Linked DNA regions of Homo sapiens: region 1 is linked to region 2. Evidence: chromatin contacts called from ENCODE Hi-C or POLR2A ChIA-PET data. All regions are on one chromosome and are shown on one strand. Each heading gives the region's core, a stretch centred on a gene start or an enhancer-like site at or near the end of the contact. The rest is flanking DNA. Distances are from core to core; before and after follow the strand shown.

The links. Hi-C counts contacts between places; a loop is a spot of excess contacts on that map. ChIA-PET counts read pairs that join two places held with the same protein, here RNA polymerase II (POLR2A). Pooled maps may share reads with other maps.
Region 1: a map of chondrocyte shows a loop between it and region 2 (1.9-fold over the local background). The contact joins two enhancer-like sites. A Hi-C loop is called at or near these places in 3 of 168 maps with a recorded cell type or tissue (chondrocyte, prostate gland and sigmoid colon) and 2 of 50 pooled maps. POLR2A ChIA-PET finds 5 or more read pairs at or near these places in 4 of 52 experiments (A673, AG04450, GM12878 and 1 more).

The regions. Positions count from the first base shown.
Region 1 is chr2:215,768,133-215,773,463 of GRCh38, reverse strand. All of the region lies in intron 1 of LINC00607 (long intergenic non-protein coding RNA 607), which reads left to right. Among named protein-coding and RNA genes, the nearest start is that of LINC01614, 53 kb to the right of the region's middle. RefSeq lists an enhancer at 1,124-1,418. Within about 2 kb of position 1,308, at least 5 of the 41 ENCODE cell types and tissues checked have a DNase peak (open chromatin) inside an H3K27ac peak, as active enhancers do; they include A673, where a contact is called at or near this core.
Region 2 is chr2:215,662,123-215,667,848 of GRCh38, reverse strand. The region is part of intron 5 of LINC00607 (long intergenic non-protein coding RNA 607); the gene reads left to right. It overlaps LOC102724861 (a long non-coding RNA gene), which reads right to left. Exons shown (of 8, transcript NR_187737.1): 3 at 2,404-2,469; 4 at 789-866. Among named protein-coding and RNA genes, the nearest start is that of LINC01614, 53 kb to the left of the region's middle. Within about 2 kb of position 2,893, at least 7 of the 41 ENCODE cell types and tissues checked have a DNase peak (open chromatin) inside an H3K27ac peak, as active enhancers do; they include A673, where a contact is called at or near this core.

The DNA.
Region 1 (5,331 bases), core at 59-2,558, 110 kb before region 2:
GAAGAGAAAAATCTGCCCAGTCTCCTTTCCCTTTAATGAATCTTTATTATCCTGCTGGTGCAGATTGCCTGACTCTCCAAGTATAAATCGGGAGGGAGGAGGACTAGCCTTGAGTTGTTGACTGGGTTGTCATAGCTAGCCTGGGCTCTGGAGTGAGGATGGTCAGTGTTGGGCACAATTAATTCATCCATAGAAGGAAAAGATGTTGAGCAAAATATCTCAATGAAGTAATGGATTCAAATGGTGTCAGGAACATCTAAACAGCACAGCAGTTGCTTCTACATCAAATGTGACATTTGGCATTGAGGGTAAGTTCACAGAGCCAAAGCTAAACTCAGGTCAGGATTTAACACTGTTAAACCATTTTGACATGTGGCTTTTATTTGTTAATGAAACCAACTGCATTTGACCTGCTAAACATTAGGAGAATGAAAATATAAGAAAAACATAGATCCTTATGGGAAAAAGATGCAAGTAGAATTATTTTCACTGAGTGGAAGATGGAGATGGAGGTGGGGGTCTGAGGATAGAAAAGAAAGTAAAAATATTAAACTAAGAGAAGAGTGAGGATAATTGCCAAGGAATGTAGCACCGCAAAAGGTCAGTGTGTTCTTGGATAATGCTAGTGGCTATAGCAGGAGGTAAGCATGATTAGAGGTGCTGTGTCCTTTCCACAGCACGCCTCCAAGGAGAGTGAAGACTCTAATCAAATGCCTGGTCTGCCAGAAGTAAGAAATTGGGTGACGTTGGGTAGAAAAATATTTTATAGGTTTGTGACAAATTGTCGTACCTCTAAATCCAATTCATAGCTTATATATATATACACAATCTTACAAAAAAATCAACCTAACAAAGCATCGATCCACATATATCCACATTTCCTTTCATGTGGACTTAGTTTTTGTTAAGCCTTAATCAGGTTTTAGTATTGCCTGTAAACAGATATCTTGCTGAATGTGAGAGCGGTTTCTAAAAAGAAGATACAGCCCCATTTCTGGTCTGTACTTTTCTGCAGCTTATATATATATTTAAATAAACCTAGTGTTACCAGTTTTGATTGGTCTATTTCTGCTGAATGTTCCTCAAGGAAGAATATTATTATTGGAAAGAACCTGACATGTACTGGTTGTGGAATGGAGGAGTGAGCGATCTGAACAAATAGTTAACTTATAATGGTTAACTGTTTTCCTTGTAAAAGTCAAGATAAGATATACTCAGCAAGCTTGTGAATTTTGAGTGCTGGGAAGTCCTGGATTCCTGCAGAGTCATTGTGAGGTTTGCTTTTATTGGCCTCTGTTTCCCATGCAAGGGACAATTGTATAAATCCCCCTCTCCCTGCACCCACCTCCCTCCCATGTTGGTTTAATCCTTAGGCTGTTTCCTGCCTGCCCCCCTGGGAAATGCTGGTAAGAATTTCTTAAGATAGAACTTCCAGGGTCTTTATCTAGTTCTTCTCCCAGGCCAACCATTGGAACTTTCCTTTTGGATATGTCTCATTTGTGCAGCAAGTTTAACAGAGTGTTATATGCAAGTTCTAACAGGCAATGCTATATAATGGAGCATCCAAGACTGATACCAGTGTACTGGCTTTTTAAAACCCTAGGCACAAAACCTCACTTCAAAAGAGGAAAAATCTAAAGGTAGAAAGACTGCTTTTGGTCAGGGGGCTAAGTTAGATTCCTCAAGTCTCACTGTACAGGCAAGTTTTCATTTTTGTTTAGGGCTGTAGAATAAATCTTATTGTGCCCAATATGGAAAACAGATCAAAATGTTAAAGGGGAGTGTTGTGGCTTAGAGTCTCACCCACTCTGCTCTTTTCATTTCTTCTACTTTCCTGGGAAACCTTGAAAGATTTCACAGAGCCCTTGGGGTTGTACAGAGCACCAGGGCAGAGAATTGGTTGGGCCAATATTCTCAAATATAGTAACTCTTGATTATTTTTATTAAGACCCACATGATGATGTAGATCTGTAGAGAGAGCAGATAATAAGATAAGTAAGATAAGAAGCATGAGTAACAGGCCTGGTTCAATACACTCTCAAGTGGCCGAGAAAGCTTTCTGACTTCTAAATATGTTGAACACTTTGTACAAGTGGTTTGTGAATGTAGGTTTTCTGAGAAAGATAAGTGAATAAAAAAGAAACAGTACCAGGCTTGGGTCACTTTTATCTCAGGAGGAAGAGGCTATTGTTCATCCATGGAAAAAAGGGCCGATGAGCTGCAATTTTCAGCCTAAACTCTCTTAAAGATGGCTGGTCAACTTTATGTCAGACACAGAGTTCTTTCTCCTCTAAAAACTCATCATTGATTTGGGAGACAAGACATAGACAGATTAAGTAGCTGACTGTCAATACACAGCAATCCAAGGTAAACACTTATGGAAGTGGCAGAGGTACCTGCTGCTGAAAAGATACTTGAGTGTTGAAATAGTCAAGGAAGCTTTTCTGATGAAAATATCCTATGAACAGAAATGGTTAGAGAGAGTTCGTGTGCTAACTATATTCTTTCTGTGAGGATTAGGCTAGGTGGTTAGAGGATACAAGTGGAGATAAGAAATCTTGGCCCTGTGGCGAGGCCTCTTGTGCACAGGAGAAATAAAACAAGCAGGTTTCATGGGTGGACTGGAAGCCATGGAACAGCCACGTCACATGGTAATCAGGAACCTCAAAGGACAGTTGTCTATGGTCCACCAGCAGCAGTGGCTCATGGGTGATTCTTCTAGGGCTGATCATTAACGTGACTCAGACTTGTTGTGAATGCTCATTTCTGTCTTCAGCTCACTTTTTAGAGCTTGACTGGTCTTGGTGAGGAGCCATTCTGGCCTAGTCAGTTGTGGACAAGTGGACAGATTCACATAGTACAGGCATAGAAATTTGGATGTCTGTGGCGCAGTGGCTCCATGCCTGTAATCCCAGCACTTTGGGAGCCCGAGGTGGGCAGACCACGAGGTTACGAGTTCGAGACCAGCCTGAACAACATGGTGAAACCTCGTTTCTACTAAAAATACAAAAATTAGCCAGGTGTGGTGGTGCACACCTGTAATCCCAGCTACTCAGGAGGCTGAGGCAGGAGAATTGCTTGAACCCAGGAGGTGGGATTTGCAGTGAGCCGAGATCACACCACTGCACACCACTGCACTCCAGCCTGGGTCACACAGCAGAGCAAGATTCCGTCTCAAAAAAAAAAAAAAAAAGAAAAGAAAGAAATTTGGATGTCTGCAACTCTTAAGGCTACTTCCTTCCTTCCTTGGGGTGCTGTGGCAGGGACCCCTTTAACAGTGCCTGAGGTCGTGGCACTGGCTCCCCACTCAGGCAGTATCCATTGTGGAATATGTGTTGTACCCCAAAGATCTACCTTATATTGCACACTTTTGGGTCAGGAAGCACTCACTAATTAATTCTGTCTTACTTTTCATATTTGTTTTTTAGAGGCCTTTTTTCTTAGAAATGCATATGCAAACACAATGTAAACATATATCAATGCCATTTTCTACATGATTGTCAGGATTTATTATATAAAAGGATTGACTTTACTGATATTCTAATAGAATAAATCTGCCTGTCTTGCATTCTTGAAAGATCTCCTAAAGGTAGCAACAAATGATGGGATCATTATTAAAGTAAGATGAATGTGTTGTCAGGGCCTTGGAGAAACATAAGCATAATACTACCAGGAGAATTGTAAGTTCTTAAAAATGGTCAAGACCCTCAAAGTCATCTTGCCCCAAACTAGGGAGAGTTCATAAAAATCATCCACTGCTACTGCAAAGCTTGACAAGGAGGCTGAGACTGTGCAAGCTCTCTCGGACAGAAATTTATGGGACAAATCTGAGCTTTTATTGGGAAAAGAGAGTGAGAAGAGCCTTTTACTAAAGAGAATCTTGAGGTAGAAGATGCCCCACGGGACTCTGTGGCTAAGGAGAGGTTACTTTTAATAAACAATAGTGACCAGGAAAATAAGAGGAGGTGGCAGACACAATTCCATGCTTTTGACCTTTCAGTATTAGCTATTCTGAACTTTGTTCCTTTAACATCTTAATTTCTTGTCAACATTTCCCCACCCCCCTAACCCCCGCTCCTCTCAAATTGCTCCCTTCTTTAATTACCTTGTATTTTTAATTTCTTTCATATTGTCTTTGTCTCCTGCTATATTTCCTAATATAAGTGTTTTAATTGCTTTGAAATATTTCTAAGACTAAGGCATTTTAGGAATCAACATATTCTGTGTGTGTGTGTGTGTGTGTGTGTGTGTGTGTGTCTTCAGCTCTCTTTTCTCCTCCCTCACATCCAATGCAGTTGTTCCTAAATTGTATTATTTTTACTTGAAGTGGCCTATATTTGTGACACTGTGGGTTTAGTATAACATAGATAATTAGTAAGTTAGTACAATTAAGTAATGACTTATACTCTCAATTAGTTATGCTCCTAATCCTCATCCTGCCCCTTTGTTTTGTAATTTTTCTTTTTCAAAGTATTTCCAGTTGTTATCTCAGTCTACTATTATATAAACTATCTTGTTTTATTTTCACATACATCATTTAGGGAAGTAGAAAGGTGTGGTAGAGAGTTCGAGTTATGTGCTTTTTACGCTTGCTCTCATTTAGTTTTCCCAATAATGGTATGAGGTAGATATTCTTGTTCCTGTTGTACAGATGAGGAAACTGAGCCTGAGAAGGTTTAGTACCTTTTCTAGTTGCACACAGTTCGATAAGTGTCTTAGTCAGCTTAGGCTGTCATAACAAAATACCAGAGACTAGGTCCTTAAACAACATAAATTTATTTTGTCACAGTTCTGGAGGCTGGAAGTCTGAGAACATGAAGGCAGCATGATCAAGTTCTGTGAGGGCTCTCTTCCTGCCTTGCAGACAGCTGCCTTCTTGCTGTGTCCTCATATGGCAGAGAGAGAGCAAGAGAGAGAAAGACAGAGAGAGAGAGAGAGCAAAAGAGAGAGAAAGAGAGGTGAGGTGGGAGGTATTGCTGAGATGCTATGCTTATATGTGATAGAAAGTCTCCCTGCTGATAAAAAGGTGGAAGAGGTAAAGCGCTCTTGGGCATATTTCCAGGGGGTGAAAACCCACATTAGGATTCCATGAGGGGTCTGCATTCAAGGAGATAAGGAAGAGGCTACGGGGACTGGCTCTCAGGACAGAGTGGAAAGACAGTGGTTGCTGTATTGGTCTCTAGGAGTGAGGCATTGGGACGTGGATCTGAATTGCCACATCCAGAGATGAGCTCTGGGATTGCCTTCAGGGTCATTCTACCTTTGTCTTGAAGAGTAGTGTATGTTCACAGCCAAATTGCTCTATAGATCATAAAGGTCCAGTCCTTTAGG
Region 2 (5,726 bases), core at 1,644-4,143:
CTGTTTCCTTTCGGGGAATCGGCAAGACAATCACCTGGGAACACTGGACCAAATCTCCCTGGACTGTTGAGATTTATTAGGGCAGCTCTCTATGGAGCCAGCAAATCTCAGATCTCTGGCAAATGGACCATGTGCAGACTGAGAAATGTCACCATCACACGTTTACACATTCACAGAAGCTTTGTCTGATTATCATTTAAGTCTTTTGGGATGAGCATTTCTTTCCAATGCTAGTAGGTCAGATTGCCCTTATGAACTAGGATATTGAGAGCCTTTAAAAATTAGTTTTTAGGAGTCCTGAAATGCTCCCTTTTCTTATATACTGCCTCAATTACTTGTTTTGTTTTCTTTTGTCCAATGACTTATGTTGAAATCCACAGTAATTTTTGTGGAAATTACAGTGTCTTCTAAGTCAATGGGAACAACTGGTTTTTCTCTGCTTCCCCACTGCTTGAAAATCAGAGAGAGCTCAGTCCTCAGTGTTTTTGTTTTCTTCTGGACACTTATGTAATTGAATTAAGAAAGGATTCAGAGGCAATAGATGGTAGAAGCGACTTTATGCAGCGAGAAAATGAAAGGTTAAGGAGAGGAGGAAAACTCTATGAGAGTGAAAATAGAACTATCTATCTGGAATTATATCACATGATGTGCCCCTTTCACTGAGTGATCTTTGGCACTTTATTTCAGTAAAAATAAAATGGCAGGTTGAGCATTGTTGTCCACTATGTTAGGTTTTCCTAACCCTGACGTATTTCCATTATCAGTTTCTCAAAGTGTCAGAAACTCACCAGAATAGCCTTCAGGATGTCCTTCTTTTTCTTCAAAGATACAGTGTGGAAAATATGGGTTTAAGGTAATAAGAATTTCTGTTGGAATGCAAATATATCATCTATGAGGAATAATTTATTAAACCATTGTTACCCTAGAAAACAATAGTGTATCAGATTGCATTACTTAGCTAACGGAATTCTAGGAGAATGGGATGAAGGAAAGGTCAACTTTGAAGAATGTTTGGTGTTCAGTTTATAGTGGGTTGACTTGATGGACTGTTATTTTGGAAAGGTGATAAGGGTGATCCTTGGGAAGGGAAGTAAGAAGGAAAACAGAATATACTAAAGATACTTATTTACTCAAAATTTTGCTGAGAGCTTTCTCTTATTTTAGGTGAATGCACAAATGGAAGTCTTAAATCATTCAGCATATGAAAAATCTGAAAATAGAGAACTAAAAGTACAAATTTCATTTTGCTAAACTGGTTGTGCATTTATTCTAAATTAAAAATAGACAGGGCCATCCTTGACTCTTGACCCAGTGCATTGTGTGTAGACAATCTGCAGAGACATGAGGGTCTACTTTCCTATTCAAAACTAAGGAGGATTTTGGAGACAATCCTTCTTGTGAATAGAGCAAATAATTTAGCTCCTAAGCATCCATCTAAAGCAACAGTAGCTTTCAGTGGTTGTTTTAATAGATTTACACTAATGAGATAAAGCCAATGTGATGATGTCTGTGATTGTTTGTTGGTCTAATCTAAAAGGTTACATGCTTTTGGCATTTCAGTATTTGTCCACAGTCTACAAAATTCTTTACAGTGAATCTTCAAAGAAAAGGACAGGGGAGAGGTGAAAAAAAAAGATCAATTTTCGCATGTTATCATCAGGTTTGGTGGCAAAGAATGTTAAAAAATCTCAGCAAAAGTGTAATTTGGGATAAACAGCAGATTCAATTTAATCATATTTTCTCTTTCCCCAATAGGAAAGATAATGAAGGGTTGGCTGTTGACATTAGTCAATAGACAACACTTATTATTCCTGTGCAGTGAAGTGTTTCATGAGGAAGTGCTGAATAGGTAGACAAAGAAAATGAAATGTCCTTTGATGAAAAGACTAACACAATACAATCAACGGTAGAAATCTTCCCACCAAAATCAATAAAAAAGAACTGTGTAATATTTTATTTATTTATTTTTTTGAGACAGAGTCTCGCTTTTTCACCCAGGCGGGACTGCAGTGGCCCTATCTCGGCTCACTGCAGGCTCCGCCTCCTGGGTTCATGCCATTCTCCTGCCTCAGCCTCCCGAGTAGCTGGGACTACAGGCACCCGCCACCGCGCCCAGCTAATTTTTCGTATTTTTTAGTAGGGGTTTCACTGAATATTTTTTTAAAAAAATAATTTGTCTAGATCATCTGGTTAAGTCTGAAGTTATGAAAACACTGTACCTAGAAAGTGACTTTTTTTTGGTTATAAATGGTAGCTATACAGTGGTTGAGAGAGTATGGACCATGGGAATTTTGTAGCAGGCAAGAAAGGTTAGAACACTATCAGTCCTATGAACTGTAGAACTTGTGGCAAGCATGCAATCTTTCAAAAAATTCATTGAAAAAATTTCACTGAAATCCATACAAAACTCGTAAGATGTGTCAACTTGAAAAGTTTCATCGTCATCTTGGTTTTAGATGTCTGGCTTAACTGTAAATTGAAAGAGAATCTTGTTAATTGTACTCTATCTCACCAGAGAGACAAAAGTAAAATATGTCATAATGTAATTGAGGCCTCCTTTCTTTCATCCAGGAACTTTGGACTTTCATTTTTTTTAATGTTGAAACTGAAATGACTTTTATTAGTTAATTTTGTGTGCCTTATAGTAACACCATCCAACCCTCACTTAGAAACTGAGACACTTCCAACTTAAAAGCAACATTTAGGCAAATGGTGAAGCAACATTTTTGGGGACTCAAGTATTTAAAGGTACTTCCTTACAATTCTTCAGTGTCTCCTCACAGTAAACATGCAGCTAATTTCCTGTTCTCTCCCAAGTGTAAAACATTAGTCAGTCACTTAGCTGTTCCCTTTGGGCCAGAGGACCCGTCTCATTTAGATGAGTCATTTTGTGAGGCTCTGAAGCAAGTTGGTGGTGAAAGAAACTATTCTAAAAGGGATTTTGTCAGCATGGTTTGCACAGCTAATTGATGATGGCAAATCTTAGAACCTTAAGGAGGCAGATACTTGAGTAAAGTGAGCAAAATGGGGCTTTCAAATCTACTGTTTTCAAAATATTTTTCCAACACACTTCCTATAATACTTTAAAAAAAAAGACATCATTAAGATTCTGTATAGACATAAAACACTTTCTGATTTTTCACTTGACTCTCTGATATATAATCTAAAACATCTAGAATATCATGGTACATTTAATGTAAGTAAGTCCTGCTGGACCTATGGCTAAAGAGCTAGGCCCATCCATCTATGAATATTTTATGGCAAATTTTACTATAGAATTAAGATACTTAAAAGAAAAGCAATAATACAAATGTGTGGGCAGAAGATCCTCCTAACTCAGTGTAAAATAGTGATAACATGGAATTCAGGGTGAGAAAAGAGAGGGTTTGCTTCCAAGAATTATCGCTCTGTCTCTCTCTCTCTCTCTCACACACACACACACACATACACACACAGTGGATTAAATAGGACCAGAGTAGGAGAATTTACTTTTTCCAAAGTGTGAGAATCCTTCAATTTCCTCAAGTTCTTTCCCTCTATAATAATCTCTTTCAGACTGTTTTCCTTCTGTAATAGTCCCCCTTAGTAGCCTCTCTACAGTACTGATGCAGACAAACTGATGGCTAAGTAAGGTTTGTCTTTGGTATTCCCATTCCTGTCCTCTTTAGCACCATATTTTCCAGTTTGGCACCATCTTTTCCAGGCTTTCTTGCTATCTCCACTGATAAGACTTCTTGTTTATTTGGTGCCTTCTTTCAACCCTGACATCTTCATCTCAAGCAGTGTTTTACTCTTCCAACTTCCACCAAAGATGATGTGTTCTGTGTGTTGTCTCAAAGTCTTGATGGGTGGCTGAGTCAAAGATATACACTTAATGAATTGTTGGTGCTAAGATTTTAAAAGACAGTTAGGTCATAGTGTGTTTCCATGCCTCTAATTGAAAAGGCCAGTTTGAGCCAATATTTTTTAATCCAAAGGATTGGCTCTAACTGGATTTGACAGGCTCGTGGTAGACAGATCTGTAGGTGAATGGGTCTTTGTTTCCTTAAAACATGTCTTCTAGGTGACTACCTACCCCACTTGTCTCAGGCAGGCCCCCCTCCTCTCACCGAGTCCTGTACCTCACATGGGACCCTGCTAGAAGGTTTGGAATACATCTTCGGTGCTGGGGGTAGACTCCCCTCTGGTTCTCTATGATAGGAACTCTGTTCTGGGGCTTCTCAAGAAGCGTGACTCAGTGCTAAGTCTAATTTTTTTTTTTTTTTTTTTAGCCAGAGTTTTGCTGTGTTGCCCAGGCTGGTATACAGTGGTGCGATCTTGGCTCACTGCAACTTCTGCCTCCCAGGTTCAAGCGATTCTCCTGCCCCAGTCTCCCAAGTAGCTGGGATTACAGGCACACGCCACGATGCCTGGCTAATTTTTGTATTTTTAGTGGAGACAGGGTTTCGCCACGTTGGCCAGGCTGGTCTCGAACTCCTGACCTCAGGTGATCCACTCACCTCGGCCTCCCAAAGTGCTGGGATTACAGGCGTGAGCCACCATGCCTGGCTGATTCAGTGCTAACTCTAATTAGAGGCCATTGCTGACCCTGTAAAATTGGTAGACACTTAAGGCAGTTGCTATTTCTTCCCCTTGTCTCAACTGTTTTACTCTTCCTTTTGTGTTGTTTCACAGTGAAAGCATCATCAGAAGCAGTTAAAGTGACAAATATTGGGTTAACCAGACAGTTTCACGATACATCTCTCCTTTTCCCTTTTTATAGTGGACACCTTTGAGAGTGTGAAGTTGCCATCCACAGAATAGATGATCTTTGAAAACCTTGGAGAGAAACATCTTTCAACTGCTTTTGAGGGGAATAAACATGACACAGAAAAAGAAAATCTGGGAATGCCTTTTTCTAATGCATTTGACTGTCTGGCTGTCTGACTTCCAAAACAGTTGGAGCTATAAAATGTTAAATTTGGCTTAAGGAAGTCGTCAGTGAGAAATACTACCCCAAGTTTTGAAGAGGAAAAAAAAAAGTTAAAACATGTATTAAAAGTTAATAGTGGCAAAATTTACAAGTCTGGGCATGTAGAGATTCAACACTTTCAATCTGCTAATTTGCCAAGGCATAATTTACCCACACAGTTCATAAACACATTTAGATGCTCAGAAAGAAACACGTGATCTTCTTGAGATTTATAGAAAATGGACATATCAATTCCTTCCTTCAGGGAGTCTGCAATCCAGGAGGCGGAAAAAAATGATGCATAATTTGTAAGTGGACATTGGTGAAAGAGAGTGGACAAATACTGAAGGGCTTAGTTAGGAAGGATGCCTTACATGTCAGGAGTTCTTGTATTTAGAGGTGGGCATCCGAATTATTACTTTAACTCTGGGAAGGATTTGGCACCTATACTGAAGGAGCCGACAGCTGTTTCCATGACTTGAGTTGTTTAGAAAGCTTTAGGTTCTTAGAGCCTATGGATTAATGTAGAAGAATATGGGTTGAAAGGGATGCAGTGAATGTACAGGTCAAGGACACAGCAGCTGGTAACTTACACCCAGCTGGAGACAAAAGGTCTGACTTTGTTCACGGGAGAGTTTAGAGACATTTAAAGAGAATGAGAAACTTCTTCCCCTATTACTAAAACAATGTATATTTATTGTAGAAAGCTTGGGGACTCTAAAAAAGCAGAAATTATAATAAAAATTGCTTCTAATCTCCCCACTCAACACAGCCA